Regions from separate parts of the Homo sapiens genome. Here regions 1 and 3 are each linked to region 2. Evidence: chromatin contacts called from ENCODE Hi-C or POLR2A ChIA-PET data. All regions are on one chromosome and are shown on one strand. Each heading gives the region's core, a stretch centred on a gene start or an enhancer-like site at or near the end of the contact. The rest is flanking DNA. Distances are from core to core; before and after follow the strand shown. Region 1 holds the start of ZNF493 (zinc finger protein 493). Region 2 overlaps LOC101929007 (a long non-coding RNA gene). Region 3 holds the start of ZNF43 (zinc finger protein 43).

Evidence for each region. Hi-C counts contacts between places; a loop is a spot of excess contacts on that map. ChIA-PET counts read pairs that join two places held with the same protein, here RNA polymerase II (POLR2A).
Region 1: POLR2A ChIA-PET joins it to region 2 with 5 read pairs in CD8-positive, alpha-beta T cell. The contact joins the promoter of ZNF493 here to the enhancer-like site in region 2. POLR2A ChIA-PET finds 5 or more read pairs at or near these places in 5 of 52 experiments (CD4-positive, alpha-beta T cell, CD8-positive, alpha-beta T cell, activated T-cell and 2 more).
Region 3: a map of CD8-positive, alpha-beta T cell shows a loop between it and region 2 (3-fold over the local background). The contact joins the promoter of ZNF43 here to the enhancer-like site in region 2. A Hi-C loop is called at or near these places in 2 of 168 maps with a recorded cell type or tissue (CD4-positive, alpha-beta T cell and CD8-positive, alpha-beta T cell). POLR2A ChIA-PET finds 5 or more read pairs at or near these places in 6 of 52 experiments (CD4-positive, alpha-beta T cell, CD8-positive, alpha-beta T cell, T-cell and 3 more).

Annotation. Positions count from the first base shown.
Region 1 is chr19:21,395,571-21,400,056 of GRCh38, forward strand. ZNF493 (zinc finger protein 493) reads left to right here and starts at 1,563. Exons shown (of 4, transcript NM_001076678.3): 1 at 1,563-1,697. The coding sequence starts at 1,668. RefSeq lists a silencer at 1,602-1,840.
Region 2 is chr19:21,579,228-21,583,125 of GRCh38, forward strand. All of the region lies in intron 3 of LOC101929007 (a long non-coding RNA gene), which reads right to left. Among named protein-coding and RNA genes, the nearest start is that of ZNF429, 76 kb to the left of the region's middle. Within about 2 kb of position 2,649, at least 3 of the 41 ENCODE cell types and tissues checked have a DNase peak (open chromatin) inside an H3K27ac peak, as active enhancers do; they include CD8-positive, alpha-beta T cell, where a contact is called at or near this core.
Region 3 is chr19:21,834,437-21,839,041 of GRCh38, forward strand. ZNF43 (zinc finger protein 43) reads right to left here and starts at 1,746. Exons shown (of 4, transcript NM_003423.4): 1 at 1,600-1,746. The coding sequence starts at 1,602. RefSeq lists enhancers at 837-1,810, 1,340-1,429, 1,470-1,519, 1,540-1,699, 1,811-2,783.

The DNA.
Region 1 (4,486 bases), core at 313-2,812, 180 kb before region 2:
CTATCTGTTCCACCCTCGGAACAGCACAGAGACTTTGGTAGAGAGAGGCTGTCCCCTCACCACTGGCAGAATATGGACGTTCAGACCCTTCACCTTCCTGACGTCAGAGCTGACACATTCAATACAACAGCTATTGGCCATGTATGGCCGGCTACTGGGTGCCTGGAATGTCGCTGCAATTTGCTAGAAAGGTAAAATACAGAGTTAGTTTCAAAGATACAGTTCCAAATATATATATACTTCATTAATCTTTACATATTGCTCACATATTACAATGATAATATTTTGGATATATTGGGTTAATTAAATTGTTACAATGAATTTCACCTGTTTCTTCTCCTTCTTTTTAAAATTTTTTTATTTTTGAGATGGAGTCTTGCTCTGTTTCCCAGACTGGAGTGCAATGGCGTGATCTTGGCTCACCTCAACCTCTGCCTCCTGGGTTTAAGTGATTCTCCTGCCTCAGCCTCTCTATTAGCTGGGATTACAGGCACCTGCCATCATACCCAGATAATTTTTGTATTTTTGTAGAGACGGGGTTTCACCATGTTGGCTAGGCTGGTCTTGCACTCCTGACCTCGGGTGATCCGCCTGCCTCGGCCTCCCCAAGTGCTGAGATAACAGGCATGGGACACTACACCCGGCTTTCTTTTCTTTCACTTTTATTTTCTTTCTTCTCTTCTCTTCACTTTTCTTTCTTCTTTTTCCTTCCTTCCTTTTCCTTCCTTCCCTCTTTCCTTCTCTCTCTCTCTCTTTCACTCTTTCTTTCTCTCTCTCTCTTTCTCTCTTCTTTTTTTTTCTTGAGATGGAGTTTCACTCTTGTTGACCAGGCTGGAGTGTGCAGTGGGGCGATCTCGGCTCACTGCAACCTCTGCCTCCCTCCACCTCCCGGGTTCAAGCGATTATTTTGCCTCAGCCTCCCGAGTAGCTGGGATAACAGGCGCCCACCACCACGCCTGGTTATTTTTTCTTATTTTTAGTAGGGACGGGGTTTCATCATGTTGGCCAGGCTGGTCTCAAACTCCTGACCTCAGGCGATCCACCCGCCTCGGCCTCCCAAAGTGCTGGGATTACAGGCGTGAGCCACTGCGCCCGGCCCTTCTTTATTTTTAAAGTCTGGCTACTAGAAAATTTAAAATTCACATGTGGCTCACATCTTATTTCATAAGATTGGCTCCTTTTAAAAATCTCAGGCTGCTAGTTCAAAGGACTAGGAGCCAGGAAGGTCATAAAAGCTGAAATTTTAAAATAATTATTTTTTTAAATTTGTGAATAGCCATATATTATTTATAAGTGCTTATGACCTTATACACAAGGTTAAGGGAAAATACCCTCTAAGGTGTGCCTGGCTCAGCTCAGGGAGGAAGCCCTGCCTGAAAAGGCTGCAGCCTAGGCTATCACTCTTTCTTCACTCCGCCCAGCATTTGGTCATATCTTCTGTCACTCAGGGCCTGAAGGGGCGGGCCCTTAAACCGTATCCAATCAGACACGCAGAACTGGGAACCGTCCAATTAGGCACACATTTGGAGCGGCGAGGACGGCTTCCGGGATGTGGCTGGGCCATTGTTTCTCTCTGCTGCCGGAGCTCCAGGTCTACCCTTCACTGCTCTGTGTCCTCAGCGTGTGTGGCTTCGTGACCTGAAGATACTGGGAAATCCATAGCTAAGATGCCAGGACCCCCTGAAAGCCTAGACATGGTGAGAGTGCTGGGTCCGACATCACGAGAGAGGGGAAGGAGTTGCTCGGAACCGGTGGGAAGTGGCTGTGGCGGGACTCAGGCCTCCCCGCAGTCAGCTCCACAATCTGCTCCCTGAGTTCTCCTTGCCCAGCTCGGCCTCAGTCTCCTTCAGCCGTAAGTTGGCGGCTGCGCCAACAGCCGGGGCCCCGGGCGTCCTGTCTCTTCCCTGCACTGTGACTGTGCCCTGCCTGGAGTCCTCTCTGGCAGTTCTGCACCCGCAGCGCCGCGTCTTTCTCAGATTGTGCGGGGACCACGGGAGGGTCATCAGGGGAGAATCCTGACTTGGGGTGCGGGTTCATGAATGGGAAGAGCTTTGGTCCGTGGGGTTCCCAGTTGCTATTTTCTCCTATTAAAAATTTATGGGCGTCACTGCAAAAATATTAAAGAATGTAATCAAAGAGTGGTTCTAGAATTGTAGAGCACCCAGCTATGGTTTGTAGTTTGTGGTCTGTGGGAGAGGCTTGAAGGAAAGTCTTTTATAAAATGCATGATGAAGAAACCAAATTTACTAATTGGTTAGGTACAGTTACATGGTTTCTTAATATGTGCGTTAAAGGTGAAAATTTCCTGGTTATGTAATCAGAGCTTAATTGGCAGTTTACAGTTGCTGAAGCCTGAATTTTGTTTCTCTGAATGTAGTAATTAAAAATAATGCACCTGAGTTAGATTTTTTTTTTAAAGTAAGAATTCAGGGACTAGAAATACCTCAGTCTAATTGCCTGCCACTTAATTATTTTCACACTCCACAGGGAACTGATTTTCTGCTGTATTTTTCACCTGTGTCCCAAGCAGAGTCTTGGAACCAATCCCCCATTTCTCCGGCCTCACTCTGGCTTGCAGTAAGATAATTTCCAGTTTCCTCTGACGTTCCTAAATGCCACCTTTTCCTCCCTAATTCACATTATCGCCTATTTGTCTTTTACTGTACTTTTTTATACCATATTTTAATTATTTTTTTGGCAAAGCATTAAATGGTTAAATGGTGCATTTAAAGAGATTTGTTATCTGTTTGTAAATATTTCCCATGAAAAGAAGGCAAATAATAATACCCTGACACTGCATTGTAGTAAATCTCTGTCTCTTTTGCTTTCATCTTGTCTAGGCACAGAGATGTTACCAGAATGTTTTTGGGTCGAAGTTCTCCTTTGGAAAATCTATGGGGTGATGTGTCCTCAGCCACCCTTTGGTTTTTTCCTGGTCATGGGTTTCAGTACTATCTGGGGATAAACCAAGATAACTGCCATGGTTATGTTAGCTAGAGTGTCCATTGGATCTCAGCTTCTGGTTTATTTTCTCCCATAAGATGACCTGAGGTATGGAGTGTATCCTCTCAAGGGAGCAAGTGGATATTCTGGGGCTGAGGGGAATCTTCCGGTGTACTCTTATTTTGAAACGGGTAACCCTTTGAAATGTTAAAATTGCCTTCCCTCAACCAGGCTTCCATTTCTTGGAGACAAATTGCTGGTCAGCCAATCAGATGCTGGTAATGAGGGGAAAACACAGAAATAATTTCTGCCCCCTGGATTCTCTAAGGGGGCAGAAAAATAGTGAAATTAATATAGTAAAAGAAAAAGAGTAAAAAAAAAAAAGTGAAAAATTTGTGGCCCAAAAAATAGTATCCCAAAAGACAAACAACAAGAACAAAAACAAAACTGACTCCAGTGAGATGGTGTAAGAGCTTGCAAAGTAAAACGCAACTGGGACAGTCACCAAGAAATACTGCAGTGTCTCCTGAATGGGTGGTTCTTGAGCACACAAGTGAGCAGGAGTGGGTGGAAGAATCTCTCAAGTTATTGAATGGCCTGACTTGAAAGGTGAGTCAGACACATCTGTTATTTATTTATTTTTTATTTTTTATTTTTTTATTTTTATTTTTTTGTCTCACTCTGTCGCCCAGGCTGGAGTGCTGTGGCCCGATCTCGGCTCGCTGAAAGCTCTCCCTCCCGGGTTCCCGCCATTCTCCTGCCTCAGCCTCCCAAGTAGCTGGGACTACAGGTGCCTGACACCATGCCCGGCTAATTTTTTGTGTTTTTAGTAGAGACAGGGTTCCACTGTGTTAGGCAGGCTGGTCTCAATCTCCTGACCTCATAATCCATCCGCCTCGGCCTCCCAAAGTGCTGGGATTACAGGTGTGAGCCACCATGCCCGGCCCACATCTGTTATTTAACCAGCACTGCCACTCCTGGATTTGTCACCTTGAAGAGATTTGTTCACTTATTTTGACCTCAGTTTTTTAGCTGTAAATTGCATTATATTAGTAGGACTTGAAAAGGTAGAAAAATATTTACAAAGGGCATAAAAGATTTGGGTTTCAAAAAATTATATCTAATCATATATGTCATTTGTTAAAAATTCTCATGTACCTTTTTCTTTCCCAGAGTGAGTTTTTGAATTTTCTCAGGTGTGTTTTTTTTATAGCTGGGTGATTTCAAACAGAATTTCAAGGCTTAGCTTTTAGAGTGCTGCCAAGAAAAAGGAGAGAAAAAATCTCCATTTCATTTTTGCTGTAGAAAATGAATACATTTCCATGAGAAAATGCGGTAGGTAATTGGTGAGTTACGTAGATTCATAAAAACGTAAGTTCCTTTTTTTGCAAGGTAAATTTTTGACAGTGAATATCTCTGTTCAAATCCTGTTATCTTGATTTGTGAGTTTCATGCTAAATATTATGAGATGAAACTTGATACTGCCTGGAAGTGTTTTCATATGACTCATTGTTAACTGCATGATTTTTAGTGGAATTAATAG
Region 2 (3,898 bases), core at 1,399-3,898:
TTTATTTTCTTGAGAAAGAGTCCCACTCTGTCACCCAGGCTGGAGTGCAGTGGTGTAATTTTGGCTCACTGTAACCTCCACCTCTTGGATTCAAGTGATTCTCCTGCCTCAGCCTCCCAAGTAGCTAAGATTACAGGTGTGTGCCAGCACACTCCACTAATTTTTATATTTTTAGTAGAGATGGTGCTTTGCCATTTTGGCCAGGCTGGTCTTGAACTTCTGACCTCAGGTGATCCACCCACCTCGGCCTCCCAAAGTGCTGGGATTACAGGCATGAGCCACCGCGCTCGACCAGGCCTAAGTTTTATACTCTACCTCAGACTTTTATCATTTTGGCAGTTATTGGACACTAAGTCAAATACTAACAAAGTGAGCCAGTGATTCGCATTTAGCTATTGTTCCTTGTCTATAGCACCTTGGGTAGGAACCCTATGGGAAGATCAAGGCAGGATAAAGCCTTCCTTGGGATGCTGGCCATAACACTATCACAGCAGCGATGAAATCTTACCTTCTACCACTCCCATCCACTGTGTCTTCTGTTGTTAACTAAACATTCAGCTCCTTTCTTGGGGTGGAATGCCTTTTAGTTTATTCTACACCTTGACTGTCACAGGGGGTCAGTAATAGGGGAGAACACAAGTTTCTGGTTAGATAAATCTGGGTCGAATTCTACTTTTGCCACTATTAGTAGAGTTACCCCTAACAAAACATTTAGCTTTTCCAGTGAAGCCTCTGTTTACTCATCTGTGGAGTGGGACTTATAATGTCTACTTGTGTGGGTTAAGAAGACAAGAATTCATTAACCTATTTCCCACTTGCCCTGAGAACACTCATGTTTCTAATCCTAATGTGACATCATATACATTTCTGTTACATTAGGACTAGAGACAAGTTTTGTTTAGAAATAACTTCACAAACAGTTTTTATATTTTATTTTCAAGATAAAAATCATTCAGATTTGCTTCAGCTTCAAGGAGGATGTTTATGTAAAATTAAATGAGCACTGGCAACCAGCTGCACCTTTTCTTCTAAACGGGAAATGGGTTAAGTGGTTTAGATGGCTCTCAGCCTCAAAGGGCTGAAGACAGAAACTCTAGGCTCAATTTCCAGAAATGGCTCTCAACACCACATAGAGCTGGTCCATCAGAGGAGCTCCTGCTTCATCCAAAGGCAGGAAGCACTAAATCAGAAGATTGCCTTAGAGTTAGGAAGTCAATGCTGGACTCAAGCCCACAAAATGTCCTCGTCCTGCCTATCTCTTTGCTCGATTCAAAATCCCATTCATGTGGAGCTAATTGGAGAAATCAAAATCACATTTTTTTTTTTTTGAGATAAAACAGACAAAAATTTCTGCTCTTGAGAAATGTATATTTTAAGATGAGACTTGTTAAAAGAGACCTCTGTCTTATTTTGTATGTATGTAGAGCCATGGAAGTCTAGAGCTTTGATGTATGATGAATATGTGTTTCAATCTTCTCTGTTCTATAATCTTGGGCAGCTATTTTAACTTCTTTGAGCCTCAGCTTTCTCAATCCTAAAGTGAAGATACAAATTCCTATCTTATCCTCAATCAGTTAAATGTAGAATTAACTATATGATCCTGCAAGTTCATCCTTAGGTTACATACCCAGGGAAAATGAAAGCATACATCCACACAAAAACTTGTATGTGAGTGTTCATAGCTGCAGTATTCATAATGGCCAAAAGTAGAAACAAGTCAAATGTCTGTCAATTAATGAATAATTAAGCAAAATGTGGTATATCCATACAATGGAATATTATTCAGCAATAAAAAGGAATGAAGTACCAACACATGTTAAGACATGGATGTACCTTTCACGTAGCATATTATGTGAAAGCCAGACACAAAAGGTCACATTTTCTATGTTTTCATTTATATAAAATGTTTAGAATGTGCAAATCCACACTCAGAAGTTAGATTAGTGATTGCCTAGGACTGGAAGCCAGGGAGTAATTAGGGTGTCATGGTTAAGGGGCGTAGAATTTCTTCTGAGGGTAATAAAACTGTTCTAAGATAGATTCGATTTTAGTAGTGATAGATGAACAACTCTGTGAATTTACTGAAAGCCATTAAATTGTACACTTTAAATGAGTGATTTTTCTAGTATGCAAATTATATTTCAAAAAAGTTGTAAGAAGAAAAAGTTCTACCATGTAGGGTTCTTTGAAGATTAAATAAGCTAGGAATACAATATACCTAGTGTACCTAGTATACATAGTGCCTGGCATTTGGTAGGTGTTCAAAATATGCTAACATTTATTCTGTTGGTAATCCTTAACAGGCTGGTTTATACAAAAGCTTACAATTATGTTCATTGTTAACATAATACTGATGTATCCTTTCGTAATCAATGTGTGCCTTGAGCAGATAGCCCTTCTTTACCCTCAGTTCCAGCCCTTTCTTTGCTTCTTGAAATTTTACGTGTATCACAACCCAGCTCAGATGTCACCTTTTCAAAGCCTCCTTGTTGGTTCAGCTAAAAATCCTGGGCTTTCTGTATAGCATCCCCAACAAGGGGCATTCAGAGGCAAGCTCTGGTCACCATCTGGCTTGTTTCCAAATTATTTGTGAATGCACCACCTGTCCCTGTGTCCTGCCCTCTGTTTCTGGCATGGTGGCACCTGGCACAGAGGGAGTGATCCTGTAAGGAATGTGTTCACAGCACATGTGCTCTGAGTCCCTTGGCACAGCACCTATGGTGGGCAGAATTCTGAGATGATTCTCCTGACCTCTGCCCCCTGGTGTTAATGCTATAATTATGTGACATGGCAAGAGAAATTTTGTGGATGTCATTAAAGTTAGTAATCAGCAGACCTTATGCTAGGGAGATGGGTGGGCCTAACCTAATCACAGAAGCCCTTTGAAAGCAGAGTCTTCTTTGGCTAGAAAAGGCCATCAGAGGTTCATAGTGGGAGACAGATTTGACTTGAGGCTGGTTTTCAGTTACTGAGTTGGAGGGGTCCCTGAGACAGAACTGAGAACAGTCTCTAGGAGCAGAGAGCAGCACCTTGGCTGGCAGCTATAAAGAAGGACCTGGGTCCGGGCGCAGTGGCCCATGCCTGTAATCCCAGCACTTGGGAGGCCAAGGCAGGTGGATCACCTGAGGTCAGGAGTTTGAGACTAGCCTGGCCAACATGGTGAAACCCCGTCTCTACTAAAAATACAAAAATTAGCCAGGCATGGTGGCAGGTGCCTGTAATCCCAGCTACTCGGGAGACTGAGGTAGAAAAATCGCTTGAACCTGGAGGTGGAGGTTGCAGTGAGCTGAGATTGGGCCACTGCACTCCAACCTGGGCAAGAGAGCAAGACTCCATCGCAAAAAAAACAAAAAAAAGAAAGACCTGGTTACTACAATTGCAAGGACCTGAATTCTGCCAATGACCTGAATGAGCTTGGAAGTGGATTCTCCCCAAGAGCCTTCAGAGAAGGGCCCAGCCCAGCCAACACCTTGACTTTGGCCTTGTGGGACCCTAAGCAGGGAGCCCGGTTAAACCCACCTGGACTTCTGACTTATAGAACTATGAGGAAGTCAATAGGGATTATTATAAACTGCTACATTTGTCATAGTTTGTTGTGCTACAGTAGAATACAAATATATCCCTCATCTCTGGAGAGCAGTTTTATTCCTATTTTACAAGTGAGGAGACCCAGAGGGGTGAAGTCACTTGCCCAAGATTGCACTGCACATGAATGACAGGGCTGAGCTACAGCCTAGGGCAGGAGTCAACAAATATTTTCTTTTCTTTTTTTTTTTTTTTGAGATGAAGTCTCGCTCTTGTCCCCCAGGCTGCAATGCAATGGTGCAATCTCGGCTCACTGCAACCTCCACCTCCCAGGTTCAATAGATTCTCCTGCCTGAGCCTCCCGAGTAGCTGG
Region 3 (4,605 bases), core at 496-2,995, 250 kb after region 2:
TTCAATATGGAAAATATTTTCAAATAGAAAACAAAATTTAGGCCGGACTCGGTGGCTCACGCCTGTAATCCTTGCACTTTGGGAGGCCAAGGCGGGTGGATCACAAGGTCAGGAGTTCGAAACCAGCTTGGCCAACAAGGTGAAACCCTGTCTCAACTAAAAATACAAAAAAATTAACCAGGCACGGTGGCAGGTGCCTGTAATTCCAGCTACTCGGGAGGCTGAGGCAGGAGAATCGGTTGAACCCGGGAGGTTGCAATGAGCTGAGATTGCACCATTGCACTCCAGCCTGGGAAACAAAGCGAGAGGAAGGATGGAAGCAAGGATGGAAAGATGGAAGGAAGGAAGGAAGGAAGGAAAGAAAGAAGAAGGAAAGAAGAAAGGAAAATTTATTTAAGTCCATCCAATGATTTTTCAAAAAATAATTAAAATATCTGTATCAAAAATATACAGATATCTAAAATATCTTTATCTAAAACGTATCTCTGTATCTAAAATGTACACTAAAAAAAAAAAAAAAATAGCCCGGCTCGGTGGCTATTTTTAAGTGCTGTAATCCTAGCACTTTGGGAGGCTGAGGCGGGTGGATCATCTGAGCTCAGGAGTTCGAGACCACCTGGCCAATATAGTGAAATCCCGTCTTTACTAAAAATACAAAAAAAATTAGCTGGGTGTGGTGGCAGGCACCTGTAATCCCAGCTACTAAGGAGGCTGAGGCAAGAAAATCGCTTGAATCCGGGAGACGGAGGTTGCAGGGAGCCGAGATAGCACCATTGCACTCCAGCCTGGGCAGCAAAAGCGAAAGTCCATCTCAAAAAAAAAAAAAAAAAGAAAAAAAAGAAAAAATAGTTGATAACGTGAATTGCGGAGAAGAAGGTGGCATTTGGGAATGTCAGAAATAAAGGAAAATCTAGTTTAGTTTTTTTTTTTTTTTTTTTCCAGAGGGAGTTTCACTCTGTGGCCCAGGCTGGAGTGCAATGGCGCGATCTCGGCTCACTGCATCCTCCGCCTCCTGGGTTCAAGCGATTTTCCTGTCTCAGCCTCCCTAGTAGCTGCGATTACAGGCGCGCGCCACCACGCCCAGCTAATTTTTGTATTTTTAGTATAGACGGGGTTCACCATATTAGCCAGGCTGCTCTCGAACTCCTCACCTCGTCATCCACCCACCTCGACCTCCCAAAGTGCTGGGATTAAAGGCGTGACCCACCGCGCCCGGCCGACTCTCCTGTTTCTAATAGACCAAAAGAGGGACTAGAAATGCCACGGACCAAAGCTCTTCCTATTCATGAAACTGCATCACGAGTCAGGATTCTCTCCTGACGACCCTCCTGTGGCCCCTGCACAATTTGGGAGAGACGCCGCGTTGCGGCTGCAGAGCTGCCCACAGAGGGCTGCAGGCCGGGACACAGTCACTGCGCAGAGAAGAGACAGGACGCCCGGGGCTGCCTCCCAGAGCAGCCGCCATCTTATGGCTGAAGGGGATTGAGGCCGAGCTGGGCAAGAACTCCGGCACGCGCAGATTGTGGAGCTGACTGCGGGAAGGCCTGAGTCACGCCACAGCCCCTTCCCCCTCTCGGGATGTCGGACCGGCACTCTCACCATTTCTAGGCTTCCGGGGGGTCCTGGCGTCTTAGCTGTGGATCCCCCAATACCCGCAGGTCACAGAGCCACAGAGGCTGGACCTCTAGCAGCAGAGGACACAGAAGAACGAAGACGAGACGCAGAGCTCCAACTGCAGCCAGAGACAAAGGCCCCGCCACATCCCGGAAGCCGCCCTGTCCTCTCCTGCCCCGTGCCTGATTGGACGGTTTCCAGCCCAGCGTCCCTGATTGGATAACTTCTAAGGTCCTGCCCCCGCAAACCCTGAATGAAAGATGTGATCAGACGCTGGGCTGAAAGAAGAAAGAATGACAGCCTAGGCTGCCGCCTTTTCAGGCAGGGCTTCCTCCCTGAGCAGAGCAGGCCCAACCCAGAGGGTATTTGCCTTTAACCTTGTGTATAAGGTCATCTTCACTTATAAGTAATATACTATATGGATACTAAAAAATGAAAACAATTGTTTTTGAATTTCAGCTTTTATGACCTTCCTGGCTTCTGGCCCTTTGAGTAGGAAGTATTACAAACATTGAATATTTTATTATTTATCCTCTGTGGGGTTTTTCTTATTCTTGAGAGGGAGTCTCTGTTACCCAGGCTGGAGTGCAGGGTCATGACTGCAGCTCACTGCAGCCTCAGCAATCTAGGCTTGAGCAATTTACCTGTCTCAGCCTTCTGAGTAGCTGGGACCACTGGCATGTGGCCCCATGCTCAGCTAATTTGTTATCATATTTTTATTTGTAGAGATGAAGCCTCACTAGATAGCCCAGAATGGTCTCAAACTCTTGGGCTCAATGAATCCTACAAAGTCAGCCTCCCAAAGTACTGGGATTATAGGCATGAACCATCACATTCAGACTGAATTATTTTATCAAAAAATTTTTTTAAAGCATTGAGGTCCATTAATAGAATTCAAGGAAATGTTATGCACATGTTTTAAAAGCAAATTAAAAAGCATATACAAAAAGAGAACATTTTTTAAAAAACTAAATATAGGTAATGTTACCAGAAAAAGTTTAGATCTCCTGACTTTAAGTTGCAGTATGCTAATGGAATATTCTTAGTGGATAGTATTCCATTTTCATAAGAAATTCAAAACAAGATAATTTCCAGGTTTTAGAAACTGATGTAAAACATAAAAATATAGAAAATCTCTAATGTGTTCCCATGATATAGTATTACTTGAAATATAAACTGGGCAAACTCAGCAAAAGACAATTTAATCTCAAATTTCAAAATAGGTACAGAAGTTCTAATGGAATAATAAATGGAATCCAGGATTTTATTCATAAAAAGGCTAAAAAGTGACCATTCTCTGTGATTTTGAAAGTAGGAATTTGTGTAAACAGATGTGTATTTGCATCTACATTTGCCTACACTTACTTTTTTTTTTTTTTTTTTTTTTTTTTTGAGACGGAGTCTTGCTCTGTCGACCAGGCTGGAGTGCAGTGGCACAATCTCGGCTCACTGCAACCTCCGCCTCCCAGGTTCAAGCGATTCTCCTGACTCAGCCTACCAAGTAGCTGGGGATACAGGTGCATGACCCCATGCCCAGCTAATTTTTTTATGATATATTCATTTATTCAGATTACTCGATAATTAAAAATTATATTTTCTATGAATACCAGCTAATTTTTTGTATTTTTAGTAGAGACAGGGTTTCACCCTGTTAGCCAGGATGTCTCCTGACCTGGTGAACTGCTCGCCTTAGCCTCCCAAAGTGCTGGGATTACAGGTGTGAGCCACCATGCCCAGCAGCTTTTAAACATTTTAGGAAAGCATGAGACATCAATCAATATGTATAAGATCTTCCTTCCCTACCTTTTTCCTTCTCCACCTCCTCCTTCCTCTCTCTCTTTCTTGGTTTGATCCAGTAATGCAGGACAACTTGAGGTGAGGGCTTCCAGGTCATAAGTAAATAAGAGATAAAAGTCTGGATTCTTGAGTCCTTGATAAGCATTCAACTGAATACAATTTAGTCTGGCTCAGTGAACCTGCATATCTAAATTAACAGCAGTGCAGAGGAAGCAATCAGATGTGCATTTGTCTCAGGCGAGGCTCAGAGAAATGACTCTGAGTTCTGTCTGTCTTTGGTTCTCAAGGAATTTCCTTGTTGGCTAATTGTAAAGAAAGTATGTAGCTTTTTTATCTTTGTAGCTATCTTATTTAGAAATAAAATGGGAGGCAGATTTGCCTGACATAGTTCTCAACTTGACTTTTCTAGTGGCTTAGTAATTTTGGCATCAAGAGATTTATTTTCCTTTAGCAGTGGAAACCTCTTTCATTATCAAGTGTAGAGGTTAATAAAAAAAACTCATAAACACAAATATAATTATTGCTACATCTTTCAGAATAGCCCATTCTAAATTTTTTTTTTTTTTTTTGGAGATACAGTCTCGCTCTATTACCCAGGCTGGAGTGCAGTGGTGCAATCTCAGCTCACTGCAACCTCCGCCTCCTGGGTTCAAGCAATTCCCCTGCCTCAGCCTCCCGAGTAGCTGGGATTACAGATGTGCGCTACCACACCTGGCTAATTTTTGTATTTTTAGTAGAGACGGGGTTTCCCCATGTTGGCCAGGCTGGTCTCAAACTCCTGACCTCAGGTGATTCGCCCGCCTTGGCCTCCCAACGTGCTGGGATTACAGGAGTAAGCCACCGCACCCAGGGTAGAATAGCCCATCCTAATTTAATTCTCATTTACTCTAGACTTTTTTCATAATTTTATAGTGGATCTTAATGTTGGAGGCATTCAAACCAGAGCAACTCAATCTTGAATAGCAGCTGTGTGAAATATGCTGAAACCTACTTGGCTGCCTCCCCAGGTTAGGCATTCTTAGTCACAGGATGAGATAGGAGGTCAGCACAAGATAAACAAGATACACTGCACTTAGAAATTTGTCGTAATCTTCTCTGTTAGCAGGGTGCAGGCAGAAACACAGAATCACATATTTAGATCATGGATGCAGAGATATGTCACAAAGCTCCTGTGGTTAGGGTCAAGAAAGGAGC